Regions from separate parts of the Homo sapiens genome. Here regions 1, 3 and 4 are each linked to region 2. The links are chromatin contacts, found by Hi-C or POLR2A ChIA-PET in ENCODE. All regions are on one chromosome and are shown on one strand. Each heading gives the region's core, a stretch centred on a gene start or an enhancer-like site at or near the end of the contact. The rest is flanking DNA. Distances are from core to core; before and after follow the strand shown.

Region 1 (2,700 bases), core at 41-2,540, 260 kb after region 2:
TGCAGTGAGCTGGGATGGCACCATTGCACTCCAGCCTGGGCAACAAAGCGAAACTTGTCTCAAAAACAAACAAACAAACAAACAAAAAACAAACAACAAAAAATGAATTCTGTAATACTCATCTATTTTCTTACTCTTTTAAATAAAGATCAGAAAATCCACAGGATGCCCTAAATAAAGGAATACAGTCGGCATAATTGAGTCTTTATTTGCAGAAACTTCAGTGTGCTACTCAAAAGGATCTTTTATTGAAGAACTTACGCTCACTTAACTAGGATACGGGGGACAGAACACTGGCCTGGGAGATAAAACTCCAGAGTTCTACTATGAGCAACTCCACCCACAAAACCTCGGACAAGTCACCCACCTGCTAAGGCCCTTCCCCTAGCAAATGAGGCAGCAAGAGATAGTTCCTGCAGGCTGTTCCTGCACTACAACGTATGATTCCACAAGAGCAGACCTAAGGGGGAATCAGCACTTAAATGAGAGAACAGAGGTGCTGACGGACGTTTAGATACGGTAGCAATCTGGAGCAGAGAGAGGAGGAAGGGCTGCTGGGGTGAGGGGGGAGTGGAGACAACGTCCGCAGCTGAGGCTGGTGACACCCCCCACGCCCCCGTAAGCCTCGTCCTCGCCGGACCCTGCCTTCAAACCCAAACACACGTCACTCCTGCAAGCGATCGAGACCTTCCACTGTCCCTCACTCTAAGGTGCCCTACACGCGGTGACTTCACCCAGGCCCTTCTCGCCCCGGGCCCGCAAACCCACGACTTACCCTCCTGGGGCTCCGCAGCCTCTGCCCCACCGCTCCCGACAGGCCGGGGCGGGATTGCTGTCGCGGGCGCGCGTCTGCTCGCGAGGTCCCTTCCTGTCCACCTCACCAAGGCCGTTCTGCTCCAGAGGGGCCCGGGCCGGGCCTACGGGACAAATCCAGGCGGGGCGTCCCTCCCGGAGCCCAGATCCGTCTCCCTGGGGCTCACCGTCCTGCGGAGCCGGGGCCGGGCCGTCGAGGACGCACACGGGCCGGGCCCGGGTCCCGCCGCCCCTTCGCCTCCGCCGTCGTCACCGCCCGGCCGGCCCCTTGGGCCCCAGCGCCGTCGGCTCCGGGGGTCGTGCTCGGGGATCCCCGCTTGAGCCTCCGCCTGGCCCGCACAGCCCCGCGCCCGCTTGGGTGCCGGCCCGGCTCTTCGGCGCCCAGCCCCGCAGGCTCCGCGATTCTCGCCCACCGGAGGCCAAAGCCTGGGAACTAGGGCGAGCGGTGACCTGGGGACGCACAGGAAGCGAGGGCACTGCGGCCGCGGCGCGCATGCGCGAACACGCACACAGAGAGGGGTGCACATGCGCAGGAATGCACCGGAAGTCCGCCTCCCGGGACCCGCCGCCGGTCCCAGGACAAATACCGTGACTCTATTTCCCATGAGCCTACGCGCTCCCCAAATTTAGGAGCCATTTGAAATGTCTCTATCTGGTCTAGCGGTTAAGAGGCTCTATGCTAAGAGAATTGGCAACGCCGAACCCCAGACTCAAATTTCTCCTTAGTTTAAGGGAACGTCTTCATGGGGATGTCTTGACTATCTTTAAGGGAACGTCTAGAAAGTCTCTGCTTCCTGTAGCATCTCGTAGACCATGCCTGGGCCAGTCCTGCCTTACCGGAGAGCTCAAGGCTTAAAATCAATGTCCATGTGCAACCGTGACAAATGGAACAAGAGGGTGCATCATGCTAGCTTATGATCACAATGACACATTTAACGAAAACTTCAGTAAATAGAGCCCATGGATGAAATAATAGAGGATTAGCCTGGGACAGGATACCATCCTCGCCCCAACAAGGAGAAAAAGAATTCCAGCTTTTCCAAATCACTTTGAATTAGTGATAGCTAGAAAACTCAGAGAATATGTACAGAATTGAAAGAAGAAAAAAATTAGCCAGAACTCTACTTCCTGAAGAGGATGAGGCAAGCAGAAGAAGAAATTTGCGTCTTAATGGAAAACGAAGCACATTTAGAAAGCCATGTTACTTGATTCCAACCCTGTTCCTTATCTTTGAGGTATTTTACACCTCTTTGAAAACTGTAGGTAATCGATGCAAGTTATGTTCTGTCTGGTGGAAGTTGGTTGACTTCCCACAATCCCCACTAGAGAAAATGCAGTTTTGACTGCATTTCTCCATTTACATAATCATTTCAATATTCCTGATCTGAAAATATGTCTGTTTCTCAGATTCTCTCTCTCTCTCTCTTTTTTTTTTTAATTTTGAGACAGGGTCTCACTCTGCTGTGCATGCTGGAGTTCAGTGGCGAGATCTTGGCTCACTGGTTCAAGGAATTCTCCTGCCTCAGCCTCCCAAGTAACTGGGATTACAGGTGCACACCACCAAGCCCGACTAATTTTTGAATTTTTAGTAGAGATGGGGGTTTCACCATGTTGGCCAGGCTGGTCTTAAACTCCTGACCTCAAGTGATCCACCCGCCTCAGCCTCCCAAAGTGCTGGGATTACAGGCATGAGCCACCATGTCCAGCCCTCAGATTCTCTTTTGAACCAGTTATAATATCTGCCTGTTTCCTCTTGAATTAAATAAAATCTTTAGCATGTGCTCATTTTTATATCTGTATCAGAGTCATGATTTTACTTTTATGTTTTAAGGTTTTCCAGGTCTTTGCAGAAGTCCCTGATGGAATCACATGACTGAGCCAGGAAAA
Region 2 (2,700 bases), core at 172-2,671:
TCCAAAACAAGGCAAGGTTCACTTTGGAATATAATTTTCTTTTTGTAGAGACAGGGTCTTGCTATGTTGCCCAGACTGGTCTTGAACTCCTGGCTTCAAGTGATCTTCCTGCCTTGGCCTCCCAAAGTGCTGGGATTACAGGCATGAATCACTGCACCTGGCCTGGAATATAATTGCCAACAATAAAAGATCTAGGCCCGGCACGGCGGCTCACGTCTGTAATCCTAGCACTTTGGGAGGCCAAGGCAGGAGGATCACTTGAGCACAAGAGTTGGACACTAGCCTGGGCAACACGGTGAGACTCCATCTCTACAAAAAATAGAAAAAGTTAGCTGGGCGTGGTGGCACGAGTCTGTGGTCCCAGCTACTTGGAAGAGTGAAGTGGGAAGATCGCTTGAGCCCAGGAGGTTGAGGCTGCAGTGAGTGGTGATCGCACCACTGCACTCCCGCCTGGGTAGCAGAGTGAGACCCTGTCTCAAAAAAATAAAAAGAAAAGGGGTCTCACTATGTTGCCCAGGTTGGTCTCAAACTCCTGCCCTCAAGCAATCCTCCCGTCTCAGCCTCTCAATGTGCTGAGATAACAGGCGTGAGCCATGGCGCCCAGCCAAGAATCTACTTTTGCATAACAATGATTCATTCCCTGCACAGATCCTCTGGGAACAGACTTCAGGTACCAATGCCACTTCCCACTGATTCCACACTTTGAAAGACAACAGCGTTGTATGTTGAGCCTGTCTGCTTCTCACGAAATGCAGCCACAACCGGCTCGGTATTTTTTCCTATCCTTCGTGTTGCAGATTCAAGTGCCCCGTACAAAGGGAAGGAAGGGCACAAGTGGCTGCTCCCGCCTCAAGAAAGGAGAACTCGAGGCCAAGGCTTTTGCCGGCGGTAACACCCTCGTGGCACCCCAGGGCCAGGTCTCGGCGCTGCACACAAAGGGGTGCTCGCGTCCTGCTGCGCGGACTTCGAAACCCCCTGTTTGTCCCCCGGGGTCAGCCCACACACTCTGGGGGCTTCGGTTTGTCATCCGTCAAATGGACACAGCACCACTGCCCACCTCTTCGGGCAGTGGTGAGAACTCGATAAGAGGATGCGTGGCCAGCGCTGGGACCGCGACAGTGCTTGGGAAGCCACTTCTGTCACCGTCTCAAGGGACAGCTCGCCCCCCGCTCCCTCTCCGGTGGGCTCCACCGCCCCCGTAGCCGCCGTCCTTACCACAGCACTCGCACGACCAGCTCGAAGAACCCTGGGAAGACCAAGTCGTCGCTGGCGATGGCCCAGCGCCGGCCGAAGAGTACCATCCCCGGCATGGCGAAGGTCCCGTAGCTCGCACTCAGGAGAGACCCCGCGCGCCGTTCACCGAGAACAAACCAGCACCCTCCGGACGCCGCCACCAAATTATCGGCGCTCAAGCGCAAACGCAGCGAGGGCGGGGACCTGCGCATGCTCACGCTGAGGCCGAGATCGGCGCAAGCGCACTGAGCCCTACACCGCCTCTTCCGCCGGAGCTGTCTGCGCCTGCGCAGAAACGCTGATCCGGAAGGCGCTGGCTGAGTCGATTGCAGGTCTGCCGGTCGGTGAAATCCGTTCTGGTATTTTCTTTTTCTTTTTCGTGAAGAGTGCAGTGATATCCGTTCTGGTGATATTTCCTTTTCCTTTTTTTTTTTTTTTTTTTTTTTTTTTTTTTTTTTTTTTTGGTGACGGAGTCTCGCTCTGTTCCCAGGCTGGAGTGCAGTGGGTGTGATCTCGGCTCACTGCATCCTCCGCCTCCCGGGCTCAAGCGATTCACCTGTCTCAGGCTCCGGTGTAGCTGTGATTACAGGAGCGCGCCACCACGGCTAATTTTTGTATTTTTAGTAGAGACGAAGTTTCACCATGTTGGCCAGGCTGGTCTCGAACCCCTGACCTCAAGTGATCCGCCCGCCTGGGCCTCTCAAAGTGCTAGGATTACAGGCGTGAACCACTGCGCCCGGCCCTGTTTGTCTGTTTGTTTAAGGCAGCGTATGGCTCTGTCGTTCAGGGTGGAGTGCAGTGGCGCAATCATGACTCACTGCAGCCTTGAACTCCTGAATGCCGCCTTGAATTCCTGGATTCCAGCGACTCTCCCACCTCAACCTCCTGAGTAGCTGAGACCAAAGGCACGTGCCACACTCCCGGCTAATTTATTTTTATTTATTTATTTATTTATTTATTTATTTATTTAGAGACATAGTTTTGCTCTTGTTGCCCCAGGCTGGAGTGCAATGGCGCGATCTTGGTTCACCACAACCTCCATCTCCTGGGTTCAAGCGATTCTCCTGCCTCAGCCTCCTGAGTAGCTGGGATTACAGGCATGTGTCACCATGCCCAGCTAATTTTGTATTTTTAGTAGAGATGGGGTTTCTCCATAAATTTTCCTATTTTTTGTAGAGACCGGAGTCTCACTCTGTTGCCCAGGCCGGTCTTGAACTCCTGGCCTCAAACCATCCTCCCGCCGCAGCCTCCCAAAGTGCTGGTATTACAGGCGTGAGCCACTACACCTGACCGAAATTTTCATTTTATAAGGAGGGACGCTTCAGGCCTGGAGGAATTAGCTAGCCTAGAGACCCAGGCTGTCAATGGCAGGTGTGGGACTCATATCCCGTTCTGTGAGACTTGCAAGCATGGGACAACATTGCTTCCATCTGTGCCCCTTGCTGTAAGGAGCCCGTGTTAGGAACC
Region 3 (2,700 bases), core at 166-2,665, 380 kb before region 2:
CTCCCAGAATAATCTTTGACCAAATATGTGGGCATTGTGGGCCACCCAAGTTGACACATAAAACTAACCATCACAGGCCGGGTGTGGTGGCTCACACCTGTAATCCCAGCACTTTGGGAGGCCAAGGCAGGCGAATCACCTGAGGTCGGGAGTATGAGATCAGCCTGACCAACATGGAGAAACCCCGTCTCTACTGAAAATACAAAATTAGCTGGGCATGGTGGCACATGCCTGTAATCCCAGCGACTTGGGAGGCTGAGGCAGGAGAATCGCTTGAACCCAGGAGGCGGAGGTTGCGGTGAGCCGAGATCATGCCTTTGCACTCCAGCCTGGGCAACAAGAGTGAAACTCTGTCTCAAAAGAAAAAAAAAATAACTTTGGCAAGTTCACCCCTTGTCAACAGCATCCATGCGCATTTTTAATTTTTATTTATTTATTTTGTTTGTTTGTTTTTTGAGACAGAGTCTTGCTCTGTTGGCCAGGCCGGAGTGCAGTGGTGCAATCTCGGCTCACTGCAACCTGCGCCTACCTCCCAGGCTCAAATGATTCTCCTGCTTCAGCCTCCCAAGTAGCTGGAACTACAGTTGTGCACCACCAAGCCCAGATAATTTTTGTATTTTTGGTAGAAACGGGGTTTCACCATTTTGGCCAGGCTGCTCTGGAACTCCTGACCTCAGGTGATCCGCCTGTCTTGGCCTCCCAAAGTGCTGGGATTATAGGTGTGAGCCACTGCACCCAGACTATATGCATCTTTTTCAACCATGATACAACTATCCACTTGACGTGATACAACTATCTCGTATACAATGAAAACCGCACTAATCTCTTTCCCAGAAGAGGATGTAAGTTTCTTGGGTGATGTTTATGCTTCTCCTTGGTATCTCATAACTTAAATAGTATGCTATAAGGTTAACAATATTGAAATACTATGATATAAAGTCAATATATCTTTTGTTACATAAGAGGATAAGTGGGGAATGAAAACAAAGACATTTGTGATACACACACACACACACACACATCCATCACAAAACAAAAAGAAACATCAACGGCAATTGCAGCTCTCGGTTCTGCAACTGGTGATGGGTCGTAGCTGGTGTTTATAACCATCTTCTTCCACCACACATTCCGTATTCCCGTTCTCCTCAACAAACACCTCAGCTGGCCATGGGTCACCTGGTGTGGCGAACCAAACCTCCTTTCCTGGGCCATTCATAGTCCTGCCAAGATTGGGTTGTTGCAGTTTTCCATTGACTCTAATCATAGGGCATTCTGATACTAAGAGATACCCTAAGCGCTCTCCTGTATTTCAGACATACCCTTTCCTAGCTCCATTGTGGAGTAGCAGTCCAATTTCTCTTTGGTAGTCAGGATTAATCACCCAAGTCAGCCCAGTAACGTCTTTCTTTGCCTGTTGATTCAGAGGCAAGAGGAACTGAAAGTGGCCAGGTGGCACTGAAAAGTCAGTTCAATGAAATCACTGTTGTCAGTCCATTTTCTGTTGCTTATGACAGAATACCTGAAACTGGGTAATTTATAAAGAAAGAAATTATTTCTTGCAGTTATGGGGGCTGAAAAGTCCAAGGTCAAAGGGCTGCATCTGGTGAGGCCCTTCTTTCTGATAGGACTCTGCAAAGTCCCGAGGTGGTGTAGGACATCACATGGCCAGGGGGCTCAGCATGCTAGCTCACACCTCTCCTCCTTTTATTTATACAGCTTTATAGCCACCAATCCCATTCCCATGATAACTCCTTAATCCATTAACCCATTAATTAATTATTATTATTATTATTTTAAGATGGAGTTTCACTCTTGTTGCCCAGACTGGAGTGCAATGGCGCGATCTCGGCTGACGGCAATCTCTGCCTCCCCAGTTCAAGTGATTCTCCTGCCTCAGCCTCCCAAGTAGCTGGGATTACAGGCATGTGCCACGAAGCCTGGCTAATTTTGTATTTTTAGTAGAGACGGGGTTTCTCCATGTTGATCAGGCTCCTCCTGAACTCCCAACCTCGGGAGATCTGCCCACCTTGGCCTTCCAAAGTGCTGGGATTACAGACATAAGTCACTGCACCCGGCCCTAACCCATTAATTTATTAATCCAAGGACAGATTAATTCATTCATAAGGGCAGAGCCCTCATGACTGAATCACCTTCTTTTTTTTTTTTTTTTGAGACGGAGTCTTGCTCTGTCGCCCAGGCTGGAGTACAGTGGCATGGTCTCAGCTCACTGCAAGCTCCGCCTCCAGGGTTCACGCCATTCTCCTGCCTCAGCCTCCCAAGTAGCTGGGACTACAGGCGCCTATCACTACGCCCAGCTAATTTTTTGTATTTTTAGTACAGATGGGGTTTCACCGTGTTAGCCAGGATGGTCTCGATCTCCTGACCTCGTGATCCACCTGCCTCAGCCTCCCAAAGTGCTGGGACTACAGGCATGAGCCACCGCACCTGGCCATGACTCTATCAACTCTTAAAGGCCCCACCTCTAAATACTGCCACATTGGGGATTAAATTTCAACTTGTGTTTTGGAGGGGACAAATAGTCAAACCATAGCATGTCTCCTGGTGGAGGCATTGCTCTCTTTGGAACTAAGACCTCTAGGCTAGCAGAGCATAAGGTTATGGGAACAGGAAGGAAAGATTTAACTAGTGAGCCGTGTGCAGTGGTTCACGCTCAAAGTGTAATCCCAGCACTTTGAGAGG
Region 4 (2,700 bases), core at 154-2,653, 280 kb after region 2:
CTGGAGTGCAGTGGCACCATCATGGCTCACTGTAGCCTCAACTTCCCAGGCTCAAGCGATCCTCCCATCTCAGCCTCCTAAGTAGCTGAGACTACAGGCATGCACCACCACACCTGGATAATTTTTTTTTTTTTTTTTGTAGAGATGGGGGTCTTGCTGTGTTGCCCAGGCTGTCCTTGAACTCCTGGCCTCAAGGGATCCTCCCAGGTCACCCTCCCAAAATGCTGGGATTACAGGCAAGAGCCACCGCAATGGCCCATTTCTTTACGTCATCTTCCAACTGTTCAGCCAACACTTAACTCTGAATCAACTGCCAATCTTTGAATCTGCTAGTGACCTGAAAGCCTTTCCAGGCTGACCCAATGTGTACATCCCATGTATTGATTTATGTCTTTGCCTGTAACTGCTGTCTCCCTAAGATGTATAAAACCAAGCTGTAACCCAACCACTTTGGGCTCACGTTCTCAGGACCCCCTGAGGCTGTGTCACCAGCCATGGTCACTCAAATAGGAGGCCCAGAATAAAACTCTTTACAAACTTTGAGTCTTTTTGGTCAACATAACCTAACCCTAAACATAATCCTCCTGGGGAAGGTGAAATCACAGGTATCTTTTCTTTGTTCGATTTGTGTATTTCCTGATTTCTCTACAGTTTTTAGGCATTTGCTGTGTGATCTAGAAAAGCTACAGAGTCTCGCTCCGTCGCCAGGCTGGAGTGCAGGGGCGCGAGCTCGGCTCACTGGAACCTCCGCCTCCCGGGTTCAAGCGATTCTCTTGCCTCAGCCTCCGGAGTAGCTGGGATTACAGGCACGCGCCACCACGCCCAGCTAATTTTCGTATTTTTAGTAGAGACGGGGTTTCACCATGTTGGCGAGGATGGTCTCTATCTCTTGACCTCGCGAGCTGCCCTCCTCGGCCTCCCAAAGTCCTGGGATTACAGGCGTGAGCCACCGCGCCCGGCCACAAATTCTATTTTCTTTCTCTTCCTTGGAAAGCATCGCTGGGCATTTATCCTGTCCTAGTATTTGAGTGAAACTTCTCTTAGCATTTCAGCGCAGTGACCACGATACACCCTTTCCTTTCCTTCTCGTTATGGGAAACTCGGTTCTAACCTGGAGGCCTTGGGCTCCAGGACCCAGTCACTGCAGCCCTGGACTTGACCCTAAAAGGGAATAAAGACAAATGCGAAGTTCAGTCCGGGGATCAGGGCTGCCGAAGCTCATATAGCCTGGGGCTTCTTAACCTTTAGACGGGGTAGAGACATTTGAAATGGCCCCTAAAGTTGGGGGGCGCTGGTAGGCTCATGGGAAATAGAGTCCGGCCCTTGTCCTGGGACCAACGGTGGGCCCTGGGAGGCGGACTTCCGGTGAACTCCTGCGCGTGTGCGCCTCTCCCTGGGTGCGTGTTCGCACATGCGCGCTGCCGCCGCACTGCCATCGCTTCCTGTGTGTCCTCAGGTCACCGCTTGCTCTAGTTCCCAGGCTTTGGCCCCCAGTGGACGAGAATCGCTGAGCCTGCGGGGCTGGACGCTGAGCGCCTAGGCCAGCACCTAGGCGGGCGCGGAGCTATGTGGGCCAGGGTTCGCACGGGCCGGGTGGAGGCTTGAGCGGGGACCCCCGAGCGTGAGCCCCTGAGCCGGCGGCCCTGCGGCCAGGGGAACCGGGCGGGAGGTGGCGAAGGTGGCAGCGGAGGCGGAGGCGAAGGGGCGGCGGGAACCGGGCCTGGCCCGTGTGTGTCCTGGGGGCCTGGCCCAGGCCGCCGCTGTACGGTGAGTCCCAGGGAGGCGGATCTGGGCCCCGGGAAGGACACCCTCCTGGATTTGCCCCGTAGGCCCGGCCCGGGCCCCTCAGGAGCAGAACAGCCTTGGTGAGGTGGACAAGAGGGGACCTCGCGAGCAGACGCGCGCCAGCGACAGCAGCCCCGCCCCGGCCTCTGGGGAGCCCCAGGAGGGTAAGTCTTTGGGTTTTCGGGCCCGGAGCGAGAAAGGCCTGGGTGAAGTCACCGTATGTTCGGGACCTTAGAGTATGAGGCGGGGGAGGGTCCGATCGCTTGCAGGAGAGGCGTGTGTTTGGCCTTGAGGCGCTGCACGGGAATATCTGGGAGGACGAGGCTTACGGGGGCGTGGAGGGTATCACCAGCCTCAGCTGCAGACGTCGTCTCCACTCCCCACTAACCCCTAACAGCCCTTCCTCCTCCTTTCCGTGCTCCAGATTTCGACCGCCTCTAAACGTCCGTCAGCATCTCTGTTCTCTCATTTAAGTGTCTGCTGATTCCCCCCTTAGATCTGCCCTGGAGACTGGTAGTAATGCAGGAACAGTCTGCAGGGATTCTCTCTTGCTGCCTCAGTTGCTAGGGGAAGAGACTGGGCCTTAGCAGGTGGGTGACTTGACCGGGTCACTGGCTTTGTGGGTAGAGTTGCTCATAGTAGAACTCAGGAGTCTTATCTCCCAGGCCAGTGTTCTTTCTCCCGTATCCTAGTTTTCTTAGTAGAAGGTTATTAGGTGCAGCAATAACCAAGTTCAGTTAGATAATTTAGAAACAAAACCATATTTTATACACATTCATTTCATTTCTGAGAGCTCACATACTCAATTCCTATGGTTTCTTTGATTTTAAGCAGTTTAAAGAGACAATAAGAAAATGCGGGCCGGATGCAGTGGCTCACACCTGTAATCCCAGCACTTTGCCGGGCTACAGCAAG

The links. A loop is a pair of places that touch in the nucleus more often than their neighbours do. ChIA-PET counts read pairs that join two places held with the same protein, here RNA polymerase II (POLR2A). Pooled maps may share reads with other maps.
Region 1: a map of naive thymus-derived CD4-positive, alpha-beta T cell shows a loop between it and region 2 (10-fold over the local background). The contact joins the promoter of ZNF12 here to the promoter of DAGLB in region 2. A Hi-C loop is called at or near these places in 1 of 168 maps with a recorded cell type or tissue (naive thymus-derived CD4-positive, alpha-beta T cell) and 11 of 50 pooled maps. POLR2A ChIA-PET finds 5 or more read pairs at or near these places in 3 of 52 experiments (GM12878, HCT116 and WTC11).
Region 3: a pooled map shows a loop between it and region 2 (2.2-fold over the local background). The contact joins the enhancer-like site here to the promoter of DAGLB in region 2. A Hi-C loop is called at or near these places in 2 of 168 maps with a recorded cell type or tissue (CD8-positive, alpha-beta T cell and sigmoid colon) and 12 of 50 pooled maps. POLR2A ChIA-PET finds 5 or more read pairs at or near these places in 7 of 52 experiments (A549, AG04449, AG04450 and 4 more).
Region 4: a map with no recorded cell type shows a loop between it and region 2 (4-fold over the local background). The contact joins the enhancer-like site here to the promoter of DAGLB in region 2. A Hi-C loop is called at or near these places in 1 of 37 single-sample maps with no recorded cell type and 3 of 50 pooled maps. POLR2A ChIA-PET finds 5 or more read pairs at or near these places in 4 of 52 experiments (B cell, GM12878 and activated T-cell).

The regions. Positions count from the first base shown.
Region 1 is chr7:6,705,657-6,708,356 of GRCh38, forward strand. ZNF12 (zinc finger protein 12) reads right to left here and starts at 1,291. Exons shown (of 5, transcript NM_016265.4): 1 at 776-1,291. RefSeq lists a silencer at 907-1,266 and an enhancer at 960-1,459.
Region 2 is chr7:6,446,533-6,449,232 of GRCh38, forward strand. DAGLB (diacylglycerol lipase beta) reads right to left here and starts at 1,422. Exons shown (of 15, transcript NM_139179.4): 1 at 1,216-1,422. The coding sequence starts at 1,310. RefSeq lists an enhancer at 1,630-1,679.
Region 3 is chr7:6,070,141-6,072,840 of GRCh38, forward strand. No RefSeq gene overlaps it. Among named protein-coding and RNA genes, the nearest start is that of EIF2AK1, 12 kb to the left of the region's middle. Within about 2 kb of position 1,416, at least 2 of the 41 ENCODE cell types and tissues checked have a DNase peak (open chromatin) inside an H3K27ac peak, as active enhancers do; they include B cell, where a contact is called at or near this core.
Region 4 is chr7:6,728,353-6,731,052 of GRCh38, forward strand. No RefSeq gene overlaps it. Among named protein-coding and RNA genes, the nearest start is that of ZNF12, 23 kb to the left of the region's middle. RefSeq lists enhancers at 272-1,247, 1,299-1,508 and silencers at 1,659-1,768, 2,179-2,228. Within about 2 kb of position 1,404, at least 39 of the 41 ENCODE cell types and tissues checked have a DNase peak (open chromatin) inside an H3K27ac peak, as active enhancers do; they include B cell and GM12878, where a contact is called at or near this core.